7 separate regions of the Homo sapiens genome follow, and regions 1, 2, 4, 5, 6 and 7 are each linked to region 3. The links are chromatin loops, found by intact Hi-C in ENCODE. Cell type or tissue: endothelial cell of umbilical vein. All regions are shown on one strand.

What was found. A loop is a pair of places that touch in the nucleus more often than their neighbours do. Peaks named below come from ENCODE experiments on the same cell type or tissue, not always from the same donor. Only the 100,000 strongest peaks of a DNase experiment are listed, where the experiment ranks them.
Region 1: a loop joins it to region 3, with 3 times the contacts of the local background. A loop is called at or near these places in 12 of 110 quality-filtered maps.
Region 2: a loop joins it to region 3, with 2.2 times the contacts of the local background. A loop is called at or near these places in 8 of 110 quality-filtered maps.
Region 4: it touches region 3 in a loop (10-fold over the local background); 100 of 110 quality-filtered maps call a loop at or near these places.
Region 5: a loop joins it to region 3, with 7 times the contacts of the local background. A loop is called at or near these places in 15 of 110 quality-filtered maps.
Region 6: it touches region 3 in a loop (17-fold over the local background); 100 of 110 quality-filtered maps call a loop at or near these places.
Region 7: a loop joins it to region 3, with 2.2 times the contacts of the local background. A loop is called at or near these places in 5 of 110 quality-filtered maps.

The regions. Positions count from the first base shown.
Region 1 is chr1:161,909,134-161,913,133 of GRCh38, reverse strand. It overlaps ATF6 (activating transcription factor 6), which reads right to left. Exons shown (of 16, transcript NM_007348.4): 15 at 754-838. Among named protein-coding and RNA genes, the nearest start is that of OLFML2B, 110 kb to the left of the region's middle. In endothelial cell of umbilical vein, no CTCF peak of the experiment used is centred here; no DNase peak of the experiment used is centred here; H3K27ac peaks cover 965 bases.
Region 2 is chr1:161,845,752-161,849,751 of GRCh38, reverse strand. ATF6 (activating transcription factor 6) reads right to left here. Exons shown (of 16, transcript NM_007348.4): 10 at 3,172-3,303. Among named protein-coding and RNA genes, the nearest start is that of ATF6, 81 kb to the right of the region's middle. In endothelial cell of umbilical vein, no CTCF peak of the experiment used is centred here; no DNase peak of the experiment used is centred here.
Region 3 is chr1:161,790,366-161,794,365 of GRCh38, reverse strand. It overlaps ATF6 (activating transcription factor 6), which reads right to left. Exons shown (of 16, transcript NM_007348.4): 5 at 2,829-2,958; 6 at 2,039-2,242. Among named protein-coding and RNA genes, the nearest start is that of ATF6, 26 kb to the right of the region's middle. In endothelial cell of umbilical vein, a CTCF peak has its summit at 1,519 (motif pointing left); a DNase peak (open chromatin) is centred at 1,485; H3K27ac peaks cover 573 bases.
Region 4 is chr1:162,021,959-162,025,958 of GRCh38, reverse strand. It overlaps OLFML2B (olfactomedin like 2B), which reads left to right and starts at 2,090. Exons shown (of 8, transcript NM_015441.3): 1 at 2,090-2,702. The coding sequence starts at 2,529. RefSeq lists silencers at 1,466-1,760, 1,829-1,978. In endothelial cell of umbilical vein, a CTCF peak has its summit at 1,531; DNase peaks (open chromatin) are centred at 1,588 and 2,048; H3K4me3 peaks cover 975 bases.
Region 5 is chr1:162,390,479-162,394,478 of GRCh38, reverse strand. No RefSeq gene overlaps it. Among named protein-coding and RNA genes, the nearest start is that of C1orf226, 11 kb to the right of the region's middle. RefSeq lists a silencer at 2,286-2,580. In endothelial cell of umbilical vein, a CTCF peak has its summit at 2,171 (motif pointing right); no DNase peak of the experiment used is centred here.
Region 6 is chr1:162,034,920-162,038,919 of GRCh38, reverse strand. No RefSeq gene overlaps it. Among named protein-coding and RNA genes, the nearest start is that of OLFML2B, 13 kb to the right of the region's middle. In endothelial cell of umbilical vein, a CTCF peak has its summit at 1,760 (motif pointing right); DNase peaks (open chromatin) are centred at 1,759 and 3,459; H3K27me3 peaks cover 171 bases.
Region 7 is chr1:161,960,383-161,964,382 of GRCh38, reverse strand. It overlaps ATF6 (activating transcription factor 6), which reads right to left. Exons shown (of 16, transcript NM_007348.4): 16 at 313-4,000. Among named protein-coding and RNA genes, the nearest start is that of OLFML2B, 61 kb to the left of the region's middle. In endothelial cell of umbilical vein, no CTCF peak of the experiment used is centred here; DNase peaks (open chromatin) are centred at 1,682 and 2,182; H3K4me3 peaks cover 342 bases; H3K27ac peaks cover 2,490 bases.

The DNA.
Region 1 (4,000 bases), 120 kb before region 3:
AGCAATTAGTCAATAACATACACTGTGCTCATTTATAATCCACAACTGGTAATGGGAGTGAGTTATTTCACTTCTCCATGAAGAATCAAGCTGAAAGTAATCTCTTTTCACTAGATTTCTTAGTACCTCACATATTACTTACGTGACTTTCTCTTTGGAGTACAGTGATTTTTGTGCTTGTCTTTTTTTTTCTTCTAAACTATAAGCAGGTATATTATGCCTTAACATCTGTGCATTATATTATTATTTGTATTTTGTTTAATGTCCAGGGCTAGTAATATAACAAAATGCAATAGTAATACTATCAGTGTCAAACTCATCAGTATTATCAATTAAACATAAACAGGCTTCTGTGGCATGGTCTAGGATGATATCAACATTTAGGTAACACAGGAAACTGCTTTGAGTTCCAAAAATCTAATTTACAAATTCACTGTCAGAACACAGCAGGGGCTTCTTACACTACATTTATGACTAGAAGGGTCGCAGATGCAAGTCTGTAGAGCAGTCAAGATGCTAGCTTTTCCAATTTTGTAAGTAAAAGAAAGCTACTTTTTCTTTTAGGGATGTAGTAATTTTTTTTAAAAGAATAATGGATCTTAAAAATAATAAAACAGTGGAAAAATGTTTCAGAAATAATGTACGGATATATACTCATTTAACTGAACATTTTAAATGTCTTTGAACTAATGAAGAGAATCCTGGTTAAACAAAGAAATCTCATATTGTTCATACATCAGAATTTCAACTTACCATTTATGTTTATTGCTGGTAACACAATTGACATTTTTGGTCTTGTGGTCTTGTTATGGGTGGTAGCTGGTAACAGCAGGTGATCCTAAAATTAACAAAGAACAATCTGTTATATATAACAATTGGCTTAGTCCTAGAACAGGCCAAATTCAGGGCTTCTAAGAGGTCAATATTTCGTTGGGATGATGAAAAATTATAGTTTTTATTTGAAGTTGGCTTAATTAACTACAAACCAGCTTAGAATCATTCATTCATTAATGTAATACACATTTACAGAGTGTCTACCGTTGTCAGGCACTATGCAGTGATCTTGGAAAACTCCTAGGTTTTTACAACACATATGCTGTAGCACCACTATAAAGAATACTGGTCAAGCAGTCAAGACAAGGGATTTTAATTCTAATTCTGCCACTAAATAGCTGTATAATCTGGACAAGACTACGTATCCTTTCTGTGTTTCAGTTTCCAGTCCTGTAAAATGATGGGGGCTAGACTAGATAATGTCACAAGATACTGAGAGTATCTCCCCTAAACAGTCATTCTCAAACTTTTTTTTTAAAGGCAATAAACTCTTTTTCCCATCAAAATTCTTATCCCAGGAATTTTCTATCTGTAGAAGAAAGAAATTATCAACATGTACAAGAAAGATTCTGACTGAAGCAGGGCCAAGGCCTAGAGCCTTGCCTGCTTAGCCTCCTCTTCTCCCTTTGAAGGGACCACAGAATTAGACATTTATTTGCAAGTGACAGGTGCATGCTAAAGAAGTTGTACAGTTTTTGCCCTTAAAAAGCACACAGTTTGGTAGAAGAGTTAAAGAATTATAAATACATGCCTAGCACAATTGTATAGTCCTACACTGTGCAGGGCATCTGAGGTTTCTAATTTCCAGCACACAAGTACTAAAAGTAAGAATAAGCCAAGAGAAGCTTGGCTTCAGAAAAGGCAGAGTATAAGTGTTTTGAAAAATGTATATACATCTGTAGGCATTCTAAGGCTGATTATAAATGACTTATGACTTTGATATTAACTACTGTTTTCAGTAACTCCTCTTCTTCCTAGCAAAAACATATGAACTGTTACAGAAAAAAGAAAAAAAGAAGTATATTAGCATTTCCATTTAAGGGAGCATGGTTAAACTGGAGATAAAACTAAACCTAAGTTTGATGCATTTTGCTTTCTTTTCTTGTTCCTGTGTTCATTGTTTCACCATTCATTCAACAAACTTACTATATGAAATAACTCATCAAAAAGTAGGATCTGATACAGCTGAGAGCAATAAAAATTCAACACAACTTCAAAGTTCAAAGTTGATATGATTATGAAGTGTGATTATCAGCAAAACTAAGAAAAAAATCTAAAAAGTGAAAAACAAATTGAAATTGATATACATGAACAGAACTGTGTAGAAAACATTTCCAGTAACTGCTTGTATTTTGTGTAATTCAAGGCAACATTTCCATGAGAACATGTTTTTAAAAATTGGGGAGGAGAGAGAAGATGAGTAAATTCTGTTAGAATTCCAGCATTGCAGCAAGGGAATTTTTTGTTTTGTTTTTTTAAGTGCATTGTTAGACACAAAGATCACACATTTCTGATTAAGATAACATTATAACCAAGAAAAAACAGAATTTGCTGATCTTCAAGCCATGAAAGTTATACATAGCTTAATTCCTATCATTAAAATACTGCTTCAGGGTCTCTAAATTGAATGTGAAAACAAACCAAAAAACTTGCAAGCCCCAAATTAAGGCTATTGTAAAAATAAACAAACTTAGATTCCACTGGTCATGGGTTAAGGTCAGGCTCAGACTTAATTCTGAGTTTCCTGCTAAGATACAGATGCCATACTAATTGTTGTTTTTAAACATGATCTTCTGAACACAATGTCTCCTACTTTTTCTTTTCACTAAATTTCTAACAAACTAGTTACTTTTGCAGCAGAAAGCTAAAAACTAGGTATGATTTATGAAAAAGAAGAATCATATCTTGCATGCATACGAATTATTACAGTTAACCTGCCTTGTCTCTAATTATTAAAGGTTTGCAAACTGGGGTAACAGTTTTTAAGTACTTGTTTACCAAGAGGCCCAAAAATCAGACTGCAGGGAACCAAAGCTGGTATACTACCAACTCTAACAGTACATATCTTATAATAAAAATAAGTGTCTATATAATATATACATTTTATCTATCTTATCTATATATCTGGGACAATGTAGTTAACTTCATTGAATATTTACCTCCACTTCCTCAAAATAAATGTTTCTTGAACCTCACAACAATGAATCCTGAATCATTACTTTCTCTCTGTGTTCATCTTACTCTTTTTCAGATCATTAGTACTGTGAGTCACATTTTCAGAAACAAAGGAGCTGTAATCACTCAATAAATATTTACTGGCCTCTTACTGTCTTTTCTTTTTTTTGAGATGGAGTCTTGCTCTGTCACCCAAGCTGGAGTGCAGTGGCACGATCTCCATTCACTGCAAGCTCCGCCTCCCGGGTTCATGCCATTCTCCTGCCTCAGCCTGCAGAGTAGCTGGGACTACAGGCGCCCGCCACCATGCCCGGCTAATTTTTTGTATTTTTAGTAGAGACGGGGTTTCACCATGTTAGCCAGGATGGTCTTGATCTCCTGACCTCGTGATCTGCCCGCCTCGGCCTCCCAAAGTGCTGGGATTACAGGTGTGAGCCTCTGTGACCGGCCCTTACTGTTCACTTAAAAAAAATTTACTGAGCACAGTGTCCTGTCATGTATTCAGCACTGTGCTACAGAGGATATTTTCTTTTAAAGAATATAAATCCAAGTTTTTATTTTGTTGGGGAAACTGAATTGTGGCAGAAACAGCCTTTTTTTTTTTCTTACCCAATATATGCTCTCCTTCCTCTGTAACATTAAAATAGCAACAGGACTTGTGATATTTAGTTGGGCACAAGGCCACCCAGAATAAAGACTATATTTCCTAGCCTCCTTTGCAACCAAATAAGGCTACACGGTCTGGTCAACGGACTGTAAGAAGAAATGGCAACTTCTTCAAGGTGGTAATGGTGGAAGGCTTCCCTCCTCCTTCCCTTTCTCCTTCTTGCTAGCTAGAAGGCAGATATGACTGCCAGAGCTGGAGTAGCCGTCTTTGTTCCATGAGACAGAAGCTGCAAGTTGAGGATTATGGAGCAAGAAGACAGAAGGAGACAGGGATCCCGATGATTAAGTAGCTATCATTAGATCTCTGAAACTTATACATGAGACA
Region 2 (4,000 bases), 55 kb before region 3:
TTGAGAGTCATCAGGACATATAGATATGAACTGTGCATGAAATTATAGATGAGTCACCTAGGCAGAAAGAAAATAAAAAAAGTTTACAGTTCCAAACCTTGAGAGTTGGGTAAAAAAAGAGCCCACAAAGATTACTGTGAAGCAGCAGCCAATAAAAAAAGGAAACTAAAAAACCATAGTAACACAAAAGGAAAGTCTTTCAAGGAGCAAATGACCCACACAGCCAAATGCTGAGGAAAGGGCAAGTAAGATGGCAGAAAGCACTGGCCCCTTAACAGAAATAACTCTGGCAGAGTGGAAGGCTAACTTCAAGTTAAAAGTTAGAGATAGCTATTTATGCCACACACGAGAGAAAAGAAACAATAGCAGAGGATATATAGAACATTCTTCCCTGCAACTTGCACCAGGAATATTCTCAATGTCCTCTCTTGTGGCTGTAAGGGTTAAGTAGGTTTAAGTTGTTTGGAATAAAACAGACATGTTGGTGCACAGGTAATGAATGCAAACACAAAAGGATCAGCCTAAAATGAAGCATTGAGTGAGAAGGAAAAAAAGTATCTGTCTTGTGTTTGATAAATCTGAATGCCTCTAAGAGGAGGCTGCTTAACACCTCTTCTTATAAATCTATGACATACGCATTATTTTAAAAATCATGCCTGCATACTTAGAAAAATACAAACACTGTAGTCCATGAGAAAAGTCCAAAACTGCTTTTGAAAATATATTTGTGATCTGAACTCTAGTAATGATTTCTGCACATCTGTGCTAACTGGCTTTGTTCTATCAGCCAAAAATATTCTTTGGAAAAAAAAAAAAAAAGTCTGATAGGAGAAATACCAGGACAAGGATTGGGTGGAGTTAAAGGAGAGAGAAAATCAGCCAACATACAATCTGGAGACAATTAGACCAACATTAGCCCAGGAACAGTCAGAGTTCGAGTCTGCTTGCAAACATTTTATGCCAAGAGAAAAAAATTCAACAAATAAATCATTAAAGTAAATAAAGTAAAGGACAGTGCTAGGGAGCTAGAGTTAATGAGAATTCTTGGAGTAAAGATCAGTTCTGGGTGACATCTTATATAGGGTGACCATCCTTTCTCATTTATCCAAGACAGCAGTACTGGTATTCTGATGTAATTATTACTAGCACTACCTTTCCTTCTTAAGAGTGTCCCAGTTTGATAGAACATTATATGGTCATACTATTTATATGCCACACATTTCTATGACTGAAAAAATATAAGCAGTTAATTACTAAATGATAGGCTAATACAATATTATAAACTATGGGATTAGAATCTACTCATTTTTTATTTGAACCATGTCTCATAGCTCTCCTTAGAAAAAGAAACATAAAGTAAGCTGCATTAAAAAAAATGTATAGGTATCACGGCTGAAAATAGATAAAACATCTAAAATTCAGTTCAGAACACAGAACAAAGTAATATTAGGTGCTTTCAAATGTTTCACAAACATTTTTTGGTATCTTTTATTCAGTATTTATACTGATAAAATCAAGAACATCAAATTAATGGACTGACATTTATTTAAATCTCTCAAGTTGCTGAAAAATATTTCAAAGGACTTGCATGGAATCAAGAATCCATAATCTTTCCTGGGTTGTTTTTTGGTTTTTTTTTTTCCCCAAGACCAGTAACCCAGATTATTCACTCAATGGTGACTTTGGAGAAGGGAGGGAAAAAATAGCTTGCATCCCATGTACTACTCTGAAAGCTGATAAATTTCAGCCAGAAAGTCATTCAGACTTTTAGTTTGAACTAGTATGATCAGACTACTATGCTTTCTGGGAGCCACCATGTTATCTTATGCTAATGTGGAAGGCTTCTACTTGCTGCAGTTAGTGCAGAATAAATAATATTCTTGTAAAGCTTACCTGAACTGTAATTTCAAGCATTCAATCCATAACTTGTTCTATTCTTTAGCAAGACGCTATCTCAACTCTCGTAAATCCAAAGGCTATTAGATTTAAATTTAATTTTTGATGGATCTTATGTGGACACTAACAGAATTCAAAATTATAGAACACGTAGGGCAAACCTGCACAAATTACTTATGAAAATTAAATATACTATTAAACTCTACCAATATTCAGGGGCACCGTTAAGAGATCATCAAGGTGAATATTTTAAGAAGTATGATGAATTTTGGCATGTAAAAAAGCAGGAAATGCTATGTTTTCCAACATTATGACATCTATCATTGCTATGTTGCGTTGCAGCTACTGCCATAAAATCCTTTGGGTCCTCCACTGACTTGGCATACTGTACTCCACAAAAATAACAGTTTTTTCAGGAAGGCTAAGTGGAGACAAGCCTGCAGGATTGTGGTGATCATCTTTCAACAGTATGGATGTAACACAGTAAAAATCAGGAAGAAAGATTGCCCTCAACCTACAAATCCTTAAAGAGATAAAAGTAAACAAATCTGTAATAATTTTCAAGCATTATACTGTGCAATAGTTACCATACTGTGACCTCCCTTTGCCTTGTTAGTCAAGGACCTGGCTCCATTTGGCTCTAATACAAATTCTAAATAACACAGGGAAATGTTTATCAAAAAGTATACAACTATAAAAATGTCCACTATACCTTCTTCTAGTTAACATAATATAGAAATTGCATTTTTATACAATTAAAGCCTTTTGCTATTGACAAGCAATATGGAAATTTATCAAGTCATTATTAAATTGCAACAAGGGAGGGATTCAACAAAGATCACAATAAATGAGTATAAATGATTTTACCTAATGACTGCAAATAGGTTCAATCATGTTATTCCACCATATCATATCCATCCACAGGTGAGACAGTAACAAATATTAGATGTATTATATGTATAAACACATGATAGATAAAATAATTATTAAAGACATTATATATAATATGTATATATTTCAATATGTATATTAATGCACACAAACTGAGATTTTAAGATTACATCTCTATAGGAATTTTAAAACTACAAAAGGTTTCAAAGTAAATTTAATTTTACAATATTAAAAGTAAAATGTATTAATGGTTTCAGTAATTTATGTGTTCTACTACTCAAAATATACACGAACAATTTAGATGCAATGTTATACTACAGATAATTCTCTTGTTTCAGCTTCATTAAATCACTTAGGCCAAAAGATAGATGCATGCCATCTTACCTGTAGCTGTTTTTCTGGATAATACCATCTGATGTGTCCTGTGCCTCTTTAGCAGAAAATCCTAGAAGGTGCCTCCTTTGATTTGCAGGGCTCACACTAGGGTTCATTCTCCTGGAATCCTGTTCCAACATGCTGAAAATAAAAAACAGGAAATAATAGCTGAAATAAAAATATGTCACACATATGCCTGCTACATGCAGCTGTGAAACAAACCACAATTCCTTTGCAGATCCATGCACGTAACAAAAATGCTAGGCATAGACGCAAGTACAAATAGGGTACTGAAGGTGTTCAAATCCTTAGCATGGTAACCTGCACATATCAAAAACAATTTTTCTAAGTATAAAAGTACCTTATTTATAAACTGTTTAAACAATAGTAGTGTTCTATATGTTTTAAAAACTTGATAATTACATGTATATATGAAGTAGAAATAAATACGACACACCTAAAAACAAATTTTAAACTCCAATAATAACTGAAATAAGAAGGCCTCCTGGATGGTGCAAACTGGTGTTTTCAATGAGAGAATACTTCAAATGAAGTAGGAATAAAAGTCAAATTCATTGTTAGCCTTTCACAATTCCAGAAGGCAGGCTATCAGATAAAGCTAAGAAAAAAAAATTTTTTAAATACTTCTATTTGTATTTATATGTAAAAACTTCTATTCTTTCTCCCTACCCTCCCTAATATCTTCACTCATCAATGTATATCCTCTTCAGAGGCATAAGCATTTGGAGAAAACAACAAAATATATACATATAAGCAAATACTGCCTACTTAACTTTTTTTTTTTTTTTTTTTTGAGACAGGGTCTCACTCTGTCACC
Region 3 (4,000 bases):
GTAACATATTTACTACTAGTATTAACATGATTAACTGTATAATGTCTTGCCCATACTTCCCTTCTTCCTCCCCATTCTCAAATAAATGAAAAACATACTTTAAATCTGTATGTTATTATAATAATACCACCTATTTAGATTGTACTATAAAAACAGACAAGGCACCAGGCGCGGTGGCTCACACCTGTAATCCCAGCACTTTGGGAGGCCGAGGCAGGCGATTACGAGGTCAAGAGATCAAGACCATCCTGGCCGACATGGTGAAACCCTGTCTCTACTAAAAATATAAAAATTAGCTGGGCATGGTGGCACGTGCCTGTAGTCCCAGCTACTCTGGAGGCTGAAGCAGGAGAATCACTTGAACCCAGGAGGTGGAAGTTGCAGTGAGCCAAGATCACACCACTGCACTCCAGCCTGGCAACACAGCGAGACTCTGTCTCAAATAAAAGAAAAAAAACAGGCAAGGTGCAGTTCCTCATATTAGCACATGCTCACAAAAAAATAACTATAGTCTTCAGATGACAGGAAAGTATTGAAGTTTCAAATAATGTGTAATTCAGGTTTCTGGAACTGATAAACTGCTCAGAAAAGAACAGTTTGTCTTCTTATTATAGGTAAGATCTTCCATCACTCAAACATAGTCAATGATCTGCTAAGGGCAAATTCTTAGGAATACCCCTGCTTTATACGCTAGTCATATTAATGTCAGACTTTTTGTATAGACGTATTTTAATAGCTTATGGGAACTACAATGAGGTTCTTCATTAGTTTAAATTCTTAGCCTTTGGGAAGGCACAGATCCTTATGAGATCCTAATGAAAGTTTTGGAGACTATCCCTAGAATAATCCACATATGAACATACATTAAATCCTGCATTTTGTTTCAAGGAGTTCATGAACCCTTAATACACATTTATAAATCACAAGAATACCTATTCTATAGGAATGCTACTTTTCAGATGGAAAAGGCAGCAGTTCTGACTTTGTACTGAGAGAGCAGGCATTTCAAACTGGTTTTTGTTTGTTTGTTTGTCTGTTTATTTTTGGTGGGACTGATGGATGAATTTTCACTGATTCATCCATTCTCTCATCTAGGTCTTCTTTTTATCAATGTCATATTGTCTATGACCATGTAATAGAACAAAGCTAAAAGAGTATCTGGAAATTAAATTTATCAAATTTACCCTCATTAAAACTATGCTCCAAAAAACGAGCTACCTATTCACAATTGGAGATACAGTACAAATGTAACATTGGTGTTTATTTACAACCCATACCCCATTATCGCCTAGTCATATCTGGTGCCAACAAACTAAATCCAGAGATAAGAATGCTGCAAAAGTTTTCTTGTACCCAGTGTATACAGATATCAGTATGAGTACAATGATGACTAATCTACCTAAGAGATCTCCATACGGAAATGACTCCCATATCTGAATAGTACCAAATCCTCAGACTTGAACTTCTTTCAATAATGACATAAACCTCTCATAGAATCACAAGTGTATGAGGCCATCTGGTGGATAAAATACGAAACACACAAATTCTTAGCTAGTTGAAAGCAGAGTTCAGGTCTCCTCATGACCAGGTCAATATACTGTTTACTAAACCATGCAGCCTCCTCAGAGATTAAGGGTGTGATTCTATTGCTATAACACACCTGAAATGGACCCTATTATTTTAAATATTCCTTCAAAACAAAAAAAGTTCACAGCCACAAAAATCTGGCTGACCTGAACTCTGCCTTCAACTAGCTTAAAATTTGTGTTCCTGTATTTTATCCACCAGAATAAAATGGCACCAAGAAAGTGTCCCAGATTTTCAAAATAACCATCAGATGTAACTGGTCTGGAGAGCTATATCCCTTGTTATGACAGGAACCACACATTAGTCATCTCTGCAACGTCCTCATAACCAAAGACATTCCTGACAAACAGCACGTGCTCAGAAATTATAACCTGAATTAAAACAAATCATATGACACAACCCTTACTGCCCTCCAAATAAATTTACACAGCCTTAAATTCTGCTCAGGTACCTTTAGTGGGTGCAGGTTGTAAACTGATAATTGGTTGCTGCTTTGCCAATGGCATAAGCGTTGGTACTGTCTGAATAATGATGGTTTTTGCTGGAACACTGGAGTTTGTTTGAGTCTTGGGTGCTGCTGGAAGCAATAAAGGCTTGGGCTGAATTGAAGGTTTTGAATTCACCTGAATTTTTTTCTTTGGAGTCAGTCCATTTTCTGGAGAAAAACCAGACAAACCACAAGTCAATGTGAAAGCAATTACGCAAGCCCTAAAAAACAGATTCTATCACACACCTTTCTCTACACATTATCTTAACTTCGATTAACAATCTTTAACTGGAGTTTAAGCATAGCTACAGTACATATACCTGAATGAACTGAAGAAAAGTACTTAAACTGTTACCTCCTTTTCTAACCAAGCTGCAGTTTTGGGAATGGGACACACTAACTGGTAAAGGAGAATTGCTAAAATCACGGGATAACACCCAGAGATTAATGAGGTAACAAATGTCATAGCTCCATTCAGTTATCTTTAACTGAAACTTTGAAATCTCTCCTGAAGATGGTGGGGTCTGAGTCTATTTTAAAGTATCTTTCACCTGTAAAGACAGAGACAACCAAAGATTATTTCTCCCCTTTCCTCTCCACGGTAATCACTCACAACAAACAATATAGGTCCACCAATTAAAAAACAGCAAGCCAGCCTAATAAACATAAATTTAATCCAGCATTTTCTTTTAAGAAATGGAACCTAAGCTCAATCTGAAATAGAAATAACAGAAGTTAGGAGATAGAGTAATACCAGTCTTGTTCCTAGGACCAGTGACAGGCTTATCTTCCTTCAGTGGCTCCGCTGAAGAGAGACTATTAGAGTTTTCACCATATAAGGAAAGGGGAGACATCTGAGAACTAGAAGACAAATCCAACTCCTCCTGTAGCATAATAAAAACAAAAATTAATGAGTATAATCCTTAAGCAGCAAATTGCATAGAAAAGGAGGAGACCCACATATAAACAGAAAAACACTTCAGGGTAACTTCAAAGGAAAGGTATATTAGAAACTGTATATATATATTAAGTAATAAGTGACTATCAGCATGATCCATCTATACCAAAGGAAAAATAACTCAAAATGCAGAGTAAGTCTATGCCATCCTGTTAAAGATATGAATCATTGATCTGTTGCTACATTTCTTCCTACAAACTACACACACACACACACACACACACACAGAGACACACACACACACACAGAGACACACACACACACACACACATATAAAACTTGGTTCGTAGTCATACAAACATTCAGTATCAGTATAAGGTTGCAGTTAAAATGCCAATATCCTTTCTCCATAATCTCTCTTATTTGGTCTTAAAAGAATATCAAAAGCAAAATAATTTTATTTGTATTCTTTTCTGTTTTCTATTTTGTAATACTGCCTTTGTTCCAAATGTTGTAAAAGAAAGATGCATGAATGGAGCAGTGCTTTGTTGTTGTTGTTGTTGTTGTTGTTGTTGTTGTTGTTGAGACAGAGTCTCACTCTGTTGCCCAAGCTGGAGTGCAGTGACGCAATCTCAGCTCACTGCAACCTCTGCCTCCCCAGTTCAAGCAATTCTCCTGCCTTAGCCTCCCGAGTAGCTACAACCACAGATGTGTGCCACCACGCCTTGCTAAGTTTTTGTATTTCTGGTAGAGAGGGGGTTTCACCATGTTGGCTGGGCTGCTCTAAAACTCCTGACCTCATATGGTCCACCCACCTCAGCCTCCCAACGTGCTGGGATTACAGGCGTGAACCACCCCACCCAGCCAACAGTGCTATTTTCTTTAATTTAGTAGGTGAATTCATAATGATTGAGATACATAAAGATAACATTCGCATTTTCCCAAAGTCTTTTAATATTCAGTGAATCTATCTCATTTTGTTAGAATAAAGAAACAACATAGAAGTAGCAATTCAATTCAGACAGAAA
Region 4 (4,000 bases), 230 kb before region 3:
ATTCAGGATTATGTCTTTGCCCAGAATGCTCTCTTTCTCTCCCCTGCCATGGCCCCCCCTCCCATCATGTTGCCTTATCCACTGTTTTGTTGAAACCTCCCATCATCCCAGTCATCTTCAGTATCATGCTTTCATGAAATCCACACTGACCTTTCCACTAGAAGTGACCTATTCCTTATTTAAACCCCATGAGATATGTTCTTACTCTGCCTCACAATTTCAGTGCTTGTTCTGCTTACCTCCTGACTCCCACGCCCACTTTGTAAGATGTGGACTATCTCATCTTCCCATTAAATGTCTAGCAACCTAGCTTGTTGTCTTGCACTTAATCAACATTCAATGCTTACTGTAATTGATTTTTTTTTTTTTTTTGAGACCAAGTATTGCTCTGTAGCCCAGGCTATAGTGCAGTGGCGGATCTCGGCTCACTGTAACCTCTGCCTCCAGGGTTCAAGCGATTCTTCTGCCTCAGCCTCTAGAGTAGCTGGGATTACAGGTGCATGCCACCAGGCTAGGCTAATTTTTGTATTTTCAGTAGAGATTACAGGGGTGAGCCACCACACTCCGCCCCTTAACTGAATTTTAAAACTACACTTTATCGGTGGGGCACAGTGGCTCACCCCTGTAATCCCAGTGCTTTGGGAGGGCAAGGCGGATGGATGGCTTGAGGCCAGGAGGTCGAGACCAGCCTGGCAACACGGCGAAACCCCAACTCTAGTAAAAATACAAAAAATTAAACGGGCATGGTGGCGTGCGCCTGTAATCCCAGGTACTCTGAAGGTCGAGGCACGAGAATCACTTGAACCCAGGAGGCGGAGGTTGCAGTGAGCCAAGATCATCCCGCCACTGCACTCCAGCCTGGGTGGCAGAGCAAGACTCTGTCTCAAACAAACAATCAAATACACCACATTTTATCAATGTTTACCCCCATATAGTTTCAGAAAAGATTTGATAGCTTACACAGAGGAGGGTGTGTGCATGATGTCCCCACAAACCTAGACACCCAGAGCATTGAATTTTTGTCCATAAACTGAATTTTTTGAAGATTAAAATATACTAATAAGGGTTATTATTATACTTATGTCAACTATTACTTATATGCGCTAGTTTCCTTAGTTTATTACAACCCTTATTCCTCAGCATAAGAAGCAAGGTGTTTGAATTTCCCAAGGGTGCATAATATCCTTTGAAGGGGCCTGGCTCTGTTCAATATTCCGAGTGACAGTTGTCCAGGATGGCACAGTGCCCTTCCTTAAATTCACATATTGGTAATCTTCACTGTAGGTTTATAAAAGGTTGTCCTCAGTAATTGAGGGACATAGTAACATAATTGCACACTATTGAAAGTGGACTCCCTCTTAGAGATAATCTGGTAACAGAGACCCGGAGATTTGTCCCAAACCAGGAAGACAGGAAGAGCTGTTCCCTTTGGTAATCATTTATCAGGCAGTAGCTTTCCCCATGGGGACTCGCGGAGAGTGTCGGAGATGTACAGTCATTCCCCTAACTTTCAACGTTTACACAACTCAGGACACACTCTAGGAAGGAATTCAATGATTTTCCTCTGGGTGGAGGTATTACTAGGTTCTAAAGCCGTGGCAGGCAAGCAGCTACCAACGGCGCTAAGTTCAAAGCTGCCCGAGAACTCGCCCAGAGTTAAGTCAGGGAAAAGAAACGCCTGGGAACAAACGCGCCTTCTCCCCTGCCCCAGGTGTGCTAAAGGACGATGCCGCAGATCCCTAACTAGCTCAGCCTTGGAGCGAGCGCTGGGTGCCTGCGATGGAAAGTCGCTCTTCTCGCCAAGAATGGTCGAACCCCAAAACTTCAGGGACGCCGCTCGGAGTAACTTCTCTTCACTCACTTGCGATCAGATGAGAAGAAAGTAAAGCCCTTCCAACGTCACCCTCAGCCGGCGCGCGGCAGCTGAGTCCCAGCGGGGACGGGGTCCGCCGGGTACCCCTCCGCCCGAGCCCTGTGCGCTTCCAGGTCCTCCTCCTCCGCGCGGTCACTGGCTGCATCTCCGCCGCCCCGGCACAATAGAGGCTCCGCCCTCCTTCCGCGCGAGCTCTCCGCGGCTCCCTAGCCCAGCAGCCCTCGCCCAGCAGCCCGCGCCGCCACCGCCTCTTCCCTCCCCGTGTCCGGTCCCCGTGCGTCCCGAGGCTCCCCGCCGCCCGTCCCGGCGCGCACCGCGGGCGTCTGTCCGAACGCCTTCCAGCCACCTGAGCCCTCCTGCGGGCGACTCGCTCAGCTAGCCCGTGCCCGCCTCCACCTTCTCCGTCATCCCCTCTTCCTTGCGTCCGGCTCTCCACTGGGGCTGCACAGTCGAGGGCTGCTCGCGTCGGGAAGGAGATGCCCAGAGTCTCTGGGGCGCACCCTCCCGTCCCGCTCAGCCGCACCCAGCTTTAGAAGGTGCTCTCAGCAGCCACTTTCGGGCTCTAGCGAGGACACCCTCTCGCAGAAGTCCTTGCCGAGACCCCCCGCCCCAGCCATTCTCTGAAGGGGCTGAGGACACTCTTATCGCGCCCCTCATGGCCAAGCCTCGGCTGCTAGTTCTCTACTTCGCTCTGATTGTGGTTCCGGCCTGGGTGTCCAGCATTGTCCTCACAGGGACAAGCGAGCCCCCAGATGCGCAGACAGTGGCGCCTGCGGAGGACGAGACTCTGCAAAACGAGGCGGACAACCAGGAGAACGTTTTATCTCAGGTAGGATGCAGAGTGCCACGACCGCCCTTCTTGCCCTGGATGGTGGTGAGAGCCAGAAGCTGGTCCTTGCTGAAGTGTTTGAGGGCAGCTGTTTTTCCTTCCATTACCAATGGAAAGGGCTTTTGATTTTTCATGTATCGGAATATTTTCTTAATGGAAGGATATAGGTTCTCCTCGCAAAATCATAGGGTGCTTAAAGGTCATCAAATCAGGAGAAAGGAGAGGTGAAGGAAGGGAAGATGCCGCTCGACTTCTTGAGAAGAAAGAAAACAAAGTTGTTTTTGGTTTCAGGGTTGTAAAAAGTATCTCTTGTCTATGTGGCTGTCTGTCAGAATTGGAATGTGAAAACAGCCGGATATGTTGACCAGGAGGCAGATGGCATATCCCATCGGGAGATACTTTATGGCAGAGGGTGGGACACCAGGCGGGAGCATGGGGTGAAGTCAGAACAGAAGCATGTGTGATGAATGTGAGGTGACCCCCAAACAGAGAGACTGAGAACATGACGGAGTGTACTGGGAGGGGAGAGTGGGAATGCAGATGCAGGCAGCTAGGGCAGACTGTCAGTGGGGGCCCGAGTAACCCATGATAGTGATGGGCTTCGTAAAGTGTCCGTTTACCAAGTACTTAAACTTGTTTTTTCTGACTCAATCTTCAAAACACCCTAATACCCATTTATAGATAAAGACCATAAGAGATACATGGGTAGGCCGGGCGCGGTGGCTCACGCCTGTAATCCCAGCACTTTGGGAGGCCGAGGCGGGCAGATCACGAGGTCAGGAGTTCAAGAGCAGCCTGGCCAATATGATGAAACCCCATCTCTACTAAAAATACCAAAATTAGCCAGGCGTGGTGGCAGGCACCTGTAGTCCCAGCTACTCAGGAGGCTGAGGCAGGAGAATCGCTTGAACCCGGGAGGTGGAGGTTGCAGTAAGCGGAGATCGCGCCACTGCACTCCATCCTGAGTGACAGAGTGAGACTCCGTCTCAAAAAAAAAAAAAAAAAAAAAAAAGAAGAGATACATGGGTAGAGCCAGGGCGTCTGACAGTCTTCAGCCCAGATCTCATGTCTGTAAGGGGTAGTTCTCTCTGGAGTGTTTATTTTGTGCTCTCCAGAGCCGGCATGATGACGTGTGGTGGGTGTCACCAGAATCCTCAGAATGGGGGATGTCTGAAAAAGGATCCTCCAGGGCTGCCTGTACCTTCACCTCCACCAAGCCCTAGGACTGGGCCTTGTCTCCTTCCTGTAGAGAGAATAATCAGCTGCACTTTGGGATTTATCAAACACTAGCCTCCTCA
Region 5 (4,000 bases), 600 kb before region 3:
CTTGTGACTGTAGCAACATCTCCTTTCTCACACTGTGTCTATTTGGATCTTACTCTTTTATATTTATTGATTTTATCTATCTTATTAGTCTTTTCAAAGCCAGCTTTTGGTTTTGTTCATCTTTTTTGTTACTGCTTTTAAATTGTTATTCTCTATTTATTTGATTTCCAGCCTCATTTTAGGGGGGCTTATCTGACTTGTTTTCAATACTTATTATTTTCTAATAAATATATTTATAGTTATGAATTTAGCTCAAAGTACTATTTTAGCTGTATCCCATAAATTTTAACACAAATAGTGGTTATTGCAGTTTAGGTCAAAGTATTTTTAATTCTTGTAAAAGTATCTTCTTTAATCCAAAAACTATTTAGTAGTTCATAATTGTTTTCAAACATACATTTTTAGTTATTTTAGTATAGATTTCAAACTATATCACGTTAAGGTTGGATAACAGCCTGACTTCAATTTCTGAGGCTTCCTTGCTGACCTGGTATATGTGAACATTCTGTGAATATTTCATTTGTTTGAATTACTCTTTCTATTCATTTTAAAGCTTGTTCTCTTTACCTCTTCCCCAAATGTATTCAAGATTATAGATTATATAAAACAAATATTTTCATAGATTTGCATATTTTATCTATTTGATCTATCAGCGTCAGAGAAAGATAAATCTTTTAATTCTATATATAATAGTATTTAACTTTCTGATTATAATAGTTAGTATATTAACTAGTTTTTGTTATTTTACCATTTTTATTTTAACTGTTTTTTAATATTTTTATGTGTATATATTTTTATTACTATTTTATCATCTTCATTTCCTTTATTTTATAAAGTATTCCTCCTTGTCTCTCATTAGTTTTGCCTTTATTTATATTTTACATCATATTAAAATTGCTATCTCAACTTTTATTCATACTTTCCTAGTATGTAATTTTCTGTCCTTTCATTTTCAAGTTTTTACACCTTTTATCTCTGTCTTCTGTGGACACAATATTGCTGGATCTTTTTTTTTTTTCCAATTTAAGATTCTCTCCTTTTGTTTGGTGAGTTCAAAACACATGTTTATTATAATTTGTTCTATTGGAATTTATACCGCCATCTTATACATTCTTTCCATTTGCTATACATTTTTTCCTTTTTTTCTCCTTTTCTGCTTTCCATTGAATAGATCAAATTTATCTCTGTTAATTTGAAAGCTCTATTAAAAAAATTTAGTGTTTACCCATAACTTATTAGGCCCTGTATTTTTATTTTTCTCTATAACATTGTAAATATATCAATTGTTATAATTTAACATGCTCTCATTTCTCTTCTGTCACCATCACCAATCCCATCAGATTTTCTGAAATTATCTAAAATTTTAATTGTTATTTACTCTTTTGGGTCCTTTATCATTTAAATAACAGTATACTTTACTGAGTCAATTAGTCATCCTTCTTGTAAATTTAAAAAACACATAGCACTCTCCTGAGTTTCTCTTCTTGGCAGAATATTTTCTGCAAAAGTATTTTGCATATTTGAAAATTGCTATGAGAGCAGATTTTAAGTGTTCTCATCAAAGATGGTCTTTGAGTGGTAAACCTTTTGCGGTCTTTTTAATTTTAGATTAATTTAAATGATAGTTGAGCTAAATATAGAATTGTAGGTTTAAAGTTATTTTCCTTCAGTGATATAAAACATATTAAGTTGCTAGCACTTTATGTGTAGGTTTCTTACTGAGATGTCTAATGTCAATCTGATCCTCCTTCACTGCTGAACTTTTTCGTGGAAAGTTGAAAAATGGCCTGTCTTCATGATCTTAAATTTCACTGTGATGTGTCTAATAGTGAGTTTTTTCTTCTCTATCAAATATGAAACCTTATAGGCCATTTTGCTCTTGGGATTTTAATCTTTCTTTACTTTTATTACTATTTAAATGAATAGAATGAATGAATGAATGAATGAATGAGAATTCTCATTCATTTTTCAAAGATTTCTTCTATTTTTTCCCTCCTACTGGAATTTCTAATTAAGAACTGTCCTCTCTTTTATTTTGCCCTTGAAATGATATTTGTTAAGTGATCTTAGGAAAGATACAAGCCTCTCTAAAATGGAGACAATATTTATCTCATAAATTACTATTAGTTTTGTCATGGAAGTCTTCCTTTCAGTTACCAGAAACTGCAATACCTGATGCCAGCCACAAGAGGCCAGACAGCCATCAAGAAAACTAGTACTGCTTGAGGGTTTTATTTTCCTTTCTTTCCTTCCTTCCTTCCTTCCTTCCTTCCTTCCTTCCTTCCTTCCTTCCTTCCTTCCTTCCTTTTCTTTCTCTCTCTCTTTTTTTGTAAAGCCCTGCTGAGTACCATGGTAGCTATTAGACCTGAAATATTTCTTTAGCAAGTATTCTCCAAACAGTACTCACTTCCCCATTGAATGCTTAATCTCCAGTGTCGATAACAGGATTAGTTTCTAAGCCAGGCTTCCCTGAGTTTGCAATGTGAGATGTAATAGGTGCTCTTGCCACTCCTACTGCAGGGCGAAATTCTTGCAATTCAGAGAAGGCTCTTACCGACACCCTTAAGAACGAATGTTTTCAGGAGGTACTATTGTTAGCTCTGTCACTTACTGGTAGAGTGACTATGGGCAAATTGCTAAGACTCCCTAAGCCTCTGGTCAGCTTCATCTAGAAAATGAGGATAATGACTTACCACATAAAGTTACTGTGGAGCTTCACTGAGATGACGCCAGCCCAGGTTAACATGTTAACAATGCAGTCTTTGTTGTTTCCTCTTTTGTAAAATGAGGGGACTGTGGAATGGGTCTTTAAATTCCCATCCCATGTGAATATGCAGTGTTTAATGAAACTGTATTACTCCTTGGAGAAGATCTAACTCAAAAAGATGTTTCTGAGCCATGAACGTTTCCTGGAATTATTTATCAGACTGGCGCGATGGAGATAGAGAAGTAGGGGAGGGTGGCTGTTCCTCAGGCCTGAAGACTTAGGTCTTCCCAGAGAGTTCTGCCTCTCAGTTGTAAGACCCAGGGAATTGGCTTAGACATCATCTCAGTCTCAGTTTACCTCTTCCTAACATGGGGCTGAAATACCTCCCTCACAAGATAGGATTCATGAGATCGTGTGTGTGAATCTCTTTAAGCACAATAGAATAACATCCGTATCTGGAAAATGGGCTTAGTAAGACCTCCCTTGGAGGGCTATGAGAAAAACAAATGAGACCATGTGTATAAATTGATTAACACAATTCCTGGAGTATATAGAAGCTTCAGAGAATGATAAAGCACCAATTAACAGTCAAGCCTAACACAGTGAAGTAGAATGTTAAGAATTGGAACTCAGAGCCCTGTAGGCAGCTCCCAGAGGTAGGCAGGTGCCTGGCACTGAAGCACAGCCCTTCTTGCATTATGCTGGATATAAGTGCTTGCTTCTACCAGCTCCGTGGCAAGGTGGCATCTGTCCAAGGAACAGAGTTAATGAAGGCTCCGGCTGCAGATAAATGAGCTTCACATTGGCCCATTAATCACTTTCCACTTCGAAAATGGCCACCCTCAATCCTTCTCTGTGGAGTTGATGATCATGTACAGAGGCTGCCTGCGGATAGAGATCCTGAGGAAGAGGGGCTGAAAGAGTCCTGCTGGTCTACCCCAGAGCCTGTCTAGTCTGTTCCACACAAATTCAACTGCAGGTTTCCTGAGTTTAGTTCCATTCAAAGTGCATCTTTATCGAGCTCCTGCAATATGCCAGACACTGTGCTGGGAACCGAGGAGTCAGGGATGAAGATGGCATGGTCCCTGCCCCTGAGCTCAGAGACCTGGGGGAGAGAAGCATGAGGATGAAGCGACTTTCTATGACACATGGAGAGTACCGTGATGGAGGAACACATAGGATGCTACGGGAACGCAGAGAAGGGGTGGGGTGGTGTCCGGGAAGCCACCTGGAGGAAGGGATGCCTGAGTGGAAATGTGAAAGATGAATTAACATAGCCTAGTGAAGTCAGAG
Region 6 (4,000 bases), 240 kb before region 3:
GGAAAAATAAAAGAAATAGCTCCATCTGGAGGGGAACAGTTAACCAATAAATGACTATACATTTAATGAGCAACTATAATACAATATAATGTACTAGAGCAGAAAGAAAGAAAATAAGTATGACATCATCCTTGCCGTCAGAGAGCCTTTAATGTAGTAAGACAGAAGTATACACATCTAACTATAATACAAGATATATTAATACAAGGATCATGCAAAAGGGTCAAAATGATGTGGAAATTTATTTTTTTAGAAAGTGGGGTCTTGCTATGTTGCTCAGACTAGATTCAAACTCCTGGGCTCAAGCAGTCCTCCTGCCTCAGCCTCCTGAGTGGCTAGGACAACAGGCATGCACTACCACACCTGGCTGCTGTGGGAACTTAAAGGAAGTCCACAGCCAGCTTAAGAGATCACGGAAGGTTTCACAAAGGAGACAGTGTGTGAGTGACACCTAGAACTAGTAGCAGAAGGAAGATAAGAACTCACACAACTCTGTGCCTGAGTCCTGTACAAATCCATGGTCTGTAACTTCAGCTGAGCAAGCTTTCAGCACAGGGCATGCCGACTCCAGGTCCTTACAATTTCTCTTTCATTCCCCCAGAGCAACTATTTTAGAACTCCCTCACTCTCCTCAAGCTCTACCCCACCACTTCTTTCTAATTATCAACAGAAAACCGTTAGCAAGAACATTTTCAACAGCTTTCATACATCTGTGAGTCAAACTGCATCATCTACATCCCACCCTACTTCTCCCCTGGCTCAGGGAAGAGGTGTTCCTCTTCCTGTGTGAGGTGGGTGGATGACCATCCCACCCATGCTTGGAATTACTCCTCCTCCCCCCTTGTAAGGGACTTTGCTCTGCTTGTCATTCCCTCTTTCTTATATGAAATGGTGAAGAGAGCAGGTTCGAAGTGGAATGGCTTGGGTTCCCATCTTAGTTCTACTTCTCTCTAGCTATTACATGAATAAATTTTCTCTCTGGGCCTTGGTTTCCCTATCTGTAAAATGGCATCTACTTTGTAAGGTTGTTGAGAGGATCAAATGAGCTATTCCTGTAAAACAGAGTTGAATCTCTGGCCCATAGAAGGTGTTCAGTAGGTGCCAGTATTTATCTTTCACCTCTCGTCAGTGGGCCCTTTAATCTCTGCCTCTAATCATGCTCAAATCACATCTGTCTATGGAAATAAAAATCCCTCTCTGGATTATCTCCTCTACCATTTGTTCTTCCTCTCCACTTCTCTTATGGGCTCTTTCGTTCCACTTCTCTTCATAACCAAAACTCTTGAAAGAATGGTCCATGCAGATGGAAGCTGTAACCTGAGTTTCAAGAAAGCCTGGAGCATGATTGGAGAGCACAGGGATAGTGGAAAGTGGGTAGCCCAGGTCCAAGTCACGGGCAAGCTGAGGTGTTGGACTTTATCCAGAAGGCCGTGCCGAGCTGTTGACTTCTGGCAAAGAAGTGGTGCAGTCAGAACTGTTCTTTAAGAATATTAACCTGGTAGCGATGTGTAGGTAAGAGCTCTTAGAAAATTGTTGCACTGGGAAAGGTGAACTTACGAGCTATAAAGGGGTGAAATACATAAAATCAACACTAATCGAACTGAGAGTCCTTGGCGAGGGATGAGGTATGGGAAAAGAGACAGAAGAAATCATGATGAGTGTGAGGTTTCCAGCCTGGTGGCTGCCTTCATTCAGACAGGGGAGTGAGAGGGAGGAGGAGAAGCTAGTTTGGGGATGGAAATGATGAGCTCAGACTGGGACTTGCTGGGTTTGAAGAATGACACCAGACACCAGGTGTCACTATACTCCCAGTCTGAAAATTGCAAAGCAGCCACTGCGCTACCAATCTTTTTTTTTTTCTTTTCTTTTTTTTTTTTTTTTTTGACAGAGTCTCGCTCTGTCTCCCAGGCTGGAGTGCAGTGGTGCGATCTCGGCTCACTGCAACCTCCGCCTCCTGGGTTCAAGCGATTCTTCTGCCTCACCCTCCCAAGTAGCTGGGATTATGTGCGTGCCACCACGTCCAGCTAATTTTTGTATTTTAATAAGGACAGGGTTTCACCAGGTTGGCCAGGCTGGTCTCGAACTCCTGAACTCAGGTGATCCACCCACCTCAGCCTCCCAAAGTGCTGGGATCACAGGTGTGAGCCACTGTGCCTGGCCTATCAAAGAATCTTAAAAGGCTGTGCAGATGGCAATCTCTAGGCAAGGCTCCTGTCCTGACTTCCTCTCATCTGCAGGGCTGGCACAGAAACTCCACATGAATTAGAGACTCTAGGTGTGTTAGAAATCCCACAGTGCTGATGGCTCCCTAGGAGCTCAATGCCCTGAAGGACTACTTCTTCAGGCCTTTAAGGATTTTGACCTTGGGGAAATAAGGTCTTAAGCCAAGAGTCACAAACTCATATGCCTTCTGGTAGTTATCGTAGGTAATATTATCAGGAGAGGGGAAGTCTGTGCAAACTAGAGTGCATGCCCAACCTAAAGACATTCAAATTCACAAATTAAAAACAAAGAGATCACTGTGCTGGCCTAACTAAATACATCTGCATCCAACCACTTTGCAATTTATGCCAAACTACTCACTCAAGGAATATGTTGACATCAAAGCCTTGAATGCTTAGGAGATGTAAAAGGAAGGGGGAGATATTAGAAAGAGGATAAATTGAGCCTTGACCAATTAACTCTCCTGAAGACAGTTTGTTTCTCTCCCTGTTTGTGTCCCAAATGCCCTAGAGCTAGGACACTGTGCTGGAGGCTCAGGGAGGCCATGGTCCTGCTGTGTCCTGCAGGAACCAGAAAACATTGGAGCATATTATCTGACTCAGTAATCCCCAAACTTTAGGCATTTGTGAAGGTCCTCACCCTCACCATGTTTGCCTTATCATCTGGACTGACTTTTCTATAAATAGAGCCTAAATCAATTCCCCTTTATATTTGTATGCATCCTAAATGTGTGAGTTTGAGTTACGTTTTTCTTAACACCCTTTAAAATGAAAAACATAGTCATTAAAATTAAAAGTGAATATCTGGACACCACCTAAAATAGTCTCAAGTACCCCCAGAAGTATGCATGTCATATGCTGGAAAGCACTGGTTCAAGTCCCTCACTTCACAGATGGAAAGGTTAAGGGAACCTGAATATAGTTTGGTGTTCGAAAGCACTGGCTCTGAATAAATAAGCCCTCGGTTCCAATCCAGACTCTGTGGCTTTGTCTAACTGCTTACACTTTCCGAGTTTCTGTTTTCTCATCTCTAACATAGGGGAAACTGCACCTGTCTCCCAGCAATGCTTGGAGAATTAGTGAGATTGCATGGAAAGCACTCAAGAAGTGGAGCTGTGGTGAATGTTCTATCACTACTGAGCTTGTTCCCATCCCAGAGTGAGCCAGGGGCAGGTCTGGAACCAGGACTGTTTCTCCTGCCACCTGGGCCAGGACACGTGCTCCACAGGAAGTGATTCACCACTTCAGAACGGACCAGCCAGATTCTCTTGGCAGTGAGCCCTGGGGCAGCCCTCCTGCTTCCCACTCCTCTCCCACTCACCTTTGAGGTATAGGCTGCCCACAATGGCTATGCAATTACCATGTTATAATTTATGCAAACACAAGATGTACAGGTGTTGAGAAATGTGGCATGAAAAGCACCAAATGTCTATCCTTCTTACACCTCAAATGTTCAACATTTTCTACAGCGACTGATGGCCTTATGAAAACATACAGAACAGCCATTTTCTGTGGATAGCTACATTTAAGACAGCTGTGTTCTAGAACACACTACAAAGGACCAATAAATCAAGCTGCTTGGCTTTACCCAAGAATTCAGAATTTTAGGGCTAAAAGGGACCACCCTGAAAATCACTCAGTCCAACCAGTTGTTTCGGCAAATAGACAAAACTGGGGCTCATGACTTCCTAGAGAGGTCAATTACTTCCCAAGTACACAGAGCTGGTGTGGTAGCTCTGGGACACCTCACTCCGTGACTGCATCTGTGATTGGTTGGT
Region 7 (4,000 bases), 170 kb before region 3:
GGGAAGAGGCCTTTGGTGAGGACAAGATGCGTGACCGAGTAACCCACTTTCCTGAAGACATAGATAAAATATGGGTTTTTAGATTTTTTTTTCCTTGATAAGATTGTAGTTTAAATATCTGGACACTTAAATAAAGGAAATTTTTACTTAATTAGGCTTGGGAGAAGAGTGGAAAATAGTTCAACAGTTTCATCTGAACAGTAACACAAGCCACAAAGCCTTTTCAGGCTTCCTTTCCCATTACTAACCCCCCAACACTGAAGATTCATTTGGGGGCTTTTTTCTCTCTTTCTACATACAGAATAAACAAGGTAAGTTTAAAAATTCTTTATTTGAATTTTAGAGAAATAACAGGTAGTATAAAGACTTGCTTGAAAGTATGAAATAGTCTGTTGTTATTATTTCTTTAGGTTTTGCAAACCAACATCATTATTAAGGGAGAGAATGGTACATCTCTCCTCCTCATCTTTAACACGTTCTTCAATTGGCATGGGTACAACCTGAGCAAAAAGATCCTGGTGAAATGGCATCTCTAACACTCCCCCCTCAGTTCTAATGGCTCCATGGATGAAGCCCTACTGGACTTAGACCATCCATACTTGCCAAAGTGGTAACAGGAAACCAGTGCCTCTAAGGCTAGTAGTGCATAGTAGTTTTCATCTAAAGCTCTGTTTCCCCATCATCTCCTCTGTCCTGGTGACTGGCCTGGAAATTATGGCAAGGATGAGTTAAAATGGATCAATATACAATTGCTGTGAAAGTCAACCTACTAATCTCTAGCTGGGATTAACATAAAGGGGATATGCCAAGCCTCCTGGTTTATTCAACTTCATTGAGAGCAAACAGCACAATAGTGTTGTTTGTTGGCCTTGGCAAATGATAAATTATGATTTATTTACTCCTTAGTTACCAAACCTAATATAATTAAAAGTATTTTAGTGTGCTAAATCCCTAATGCTTAAAGTTAGCAAACCAATATGTTGAGAATGGCACCCACTATGTGACAGTGGCTGGCCATGACATGGATTCATGCGTAAGATCAAATTTTCTAATCAGATACCTTTGTCATTCTTCTTTTCATAAATTCTATTGCATCTAATAACACACATATTAGAACAAATGGCCGAAAGTTCTAGTCTTACCCAAAATAAACTGTTTAAAGCTTAGTCATTAAAAAGATAAGAACAGAACACACTTTACTTTCTTTTTTTTAGGTAGGAGAAAACTGCATTTCTTTTACGAGCATAGTTCCTTTTGGATTCTGGCAACATCTTTTTGGGTAGTCTAGTATTGTTTCCTAGGAAATTAAAAATCAATCCCAATCCCTGTGGGTGGAAGAAAATGGGAATATTCACTTCCAAATGTTATTAGGGGTGGGAACGAACATTTCTTATATTTCATTCTCTTTTAGGCTTTATTCTTGTTTCTAAAAGTTATAATTGGTATTCATATTAGCAGCAACAATCCTAATTTCTGTAAGTTAAAATGACTCAGGACTGATGAAAATAACATTTGTGGTAAGGAATATGGAGTCCACAGGTGGTAATAAGTGTCTATCAATTTTGGCAATTCACAATCTTATTTAAGAGGTTAATTGGTATGAAATAGCCAATAGTATGAAAAGATCTCAGTCGGCTGAAGGAAGCTGAGTCAGCCCATCAGTATGCAGTGGAAAGAGGGCTTTCATGGCTGGAAAATTTCCCATGACTTCAGAGTGAAAGGGGGCATCAGATCAGGCTCTAACTCTTCAGGCTGTGAAAGCAAAAGTGGTTACTTCTAATATGTTGTTGAAAGTGAAAGTCACTTTGAAACTTTGCAATGTGTTAGAAAGTCAAATACAATTATAAGTTTTTCCTGTAATACATTTCTGTCAAGTTTCACAACCTAAGCTTGGTAAAATGGCAAGAATCAAAAAATAGTAGGAAAGTGGCAAAGAGCTTGAGAGTTTTCCAGTTTTAACGATGCTAAATGCCACCACGGCAGTCTCACCAGCATCTCGCTGCGGTGACTACCGGGGAATACACACAGGGGAGGAAGGTTCAGGCTAAGATTTAGTCAGGATGATGTCTCTTTAAAAATGATTTGAAAAATCAATTTGAATCCCAAGTTCCTTTTCTGTTTCTAAACTTACTTGGAACACTTAAGAATGACTCACATAACATTGCTTTCAAATACCTCCGTGTCAACTTCTTACTGGCAAGAAATGGCAAAGAAATGCCAGTTTTGTGCTGGAACTTGTAGTCATTAAAAAAAAAAATTAGATGATGCTCTGAGTTTTATAATCGTGAGGGATTTTTTACTTGTGAAAACACAAATCCCACCCAAAACTCCATGTGAAGTTTCTGTACTACAAGCATGGCAAACAGCAGATTTGTTTCAAGGATGATCCTTTCACATTAACTCCTAACTTTGGAGTTAGTTTACACTAACACTCTAATGAAGCTGTGTCCCTGTACTGCTGGGCATAAGTCAACCCCAAAGGGACAAGCTCCTAACATCTGATTCAGTAGTTAACATGAGGAAACATCCACTTACTTCCATTAACCCTTAAAAATTTGGGACTTGCAACCAGGCAGAAAGACTATTCCCATCAGTCTCTACCATCACTTCCCAAGAGTGTATTATTGTCAGCCCCAAGAGCACAAAATCATCTAATAACAGGAGGACCTGCCTCCTCCATGAGTTTATCTAATTGTCTCATAAGCTTGCACAATCCTGTTTAAAATTTAATAAATAAAAAAATACACACATTACCCACAATTTCTGGCTGCAACCCCCAAAAGGCAATCCCACCAAAAAAAAAAAAAAAAATTAATCTGGCATGGCAACTTCTCATTTCCTAAAGGGCCTTGTGCATACAAACATTAAAATAAAAACTACAATTGTGCCTAGGGATTAATTATAGCTTTGCCAGCAATTTAAAAAGTGACTACTTCTTTGCATTTGTCAATTGCCTTTCACTCATTTCCTGAAACTCTACCCTTAGGAGAATCCTGTCCCCTCATTTCAAAGATCCACTCAAGAACAGGCAATGACAAAGAGTAGAAGGGCTAGTGAGAGACAAAAGAAGGCAAAGCTCCCAGGCTGCTCTAGGCGGCACCTTACAGGCACCCCTAGCTCTGTGGCAGAGCTGCCGGCCCTGCTACCACCTTCCTGCTCTTCAGTGGAGACTCCCTCCCAACCGCTACCCACCTTTTCACCTGGAAGAGAGGGACTAACGTTGGTGAGTATGACATAACCAAAGTCTTGCATCTGAGGAGTTGGCAAAATGATGATAGAAAAAGCTGGGAATCGAGGGATGAAGTAAAAGTGAAGCGCTAAGAACAAGAAGGCCACGAGATGGGTCCTTCTCCTGTGATTCTGTCACAGAGAGGAGGGAAACTCTATTTATAATCACCCCACACAAACCAGGTTTACATTGACCATGATAACGTATGACAGTTCCAGCAGAAGATTAGCATCTTGGGGATGACTATGTTGCCACTGTCTACTAGCCATGGTCACAGCCTCTGGTGTGGCTAATTCACATTACAGAATGGGAAGGGGCAGGGCCAGAAGAAATATCCCATGATAAGACTGCCCAGTCACCTGAAGGTCTTCTGGGCATTTGCCTTATATTCCTTGGCACCCAGCAGAAGAATGGTCCCCAGAGAAAATGGTTCTTGTCTGAAAATCACCCAGGATAGCCAAATCTAAGGGGAGTGCTGCGCTGCTTAAAAAGGTTTGTAATGTGGAAAAAGAGGAAGGTTAATTAGCACTTTTCAAACTCCAGACTCCCAGGTAACACAACAATAAAGCCCTGCTTTTCCCCGCTCACAAAAGTTGAACTGATTTCCTTGGAAAGCATTTAACTAGCTTGGACAAAGAGGCACCTGTCCAGAGAGTTAGAAGTGCTGATGGTTCTTTAAAATTATTTAGGAGCCAGACCTAATTTCACAGGCAGAAAACTAACTAGCTGCATATAATCCTTGAGAGGTTGCTACAATTTCTCGTTCCCTTT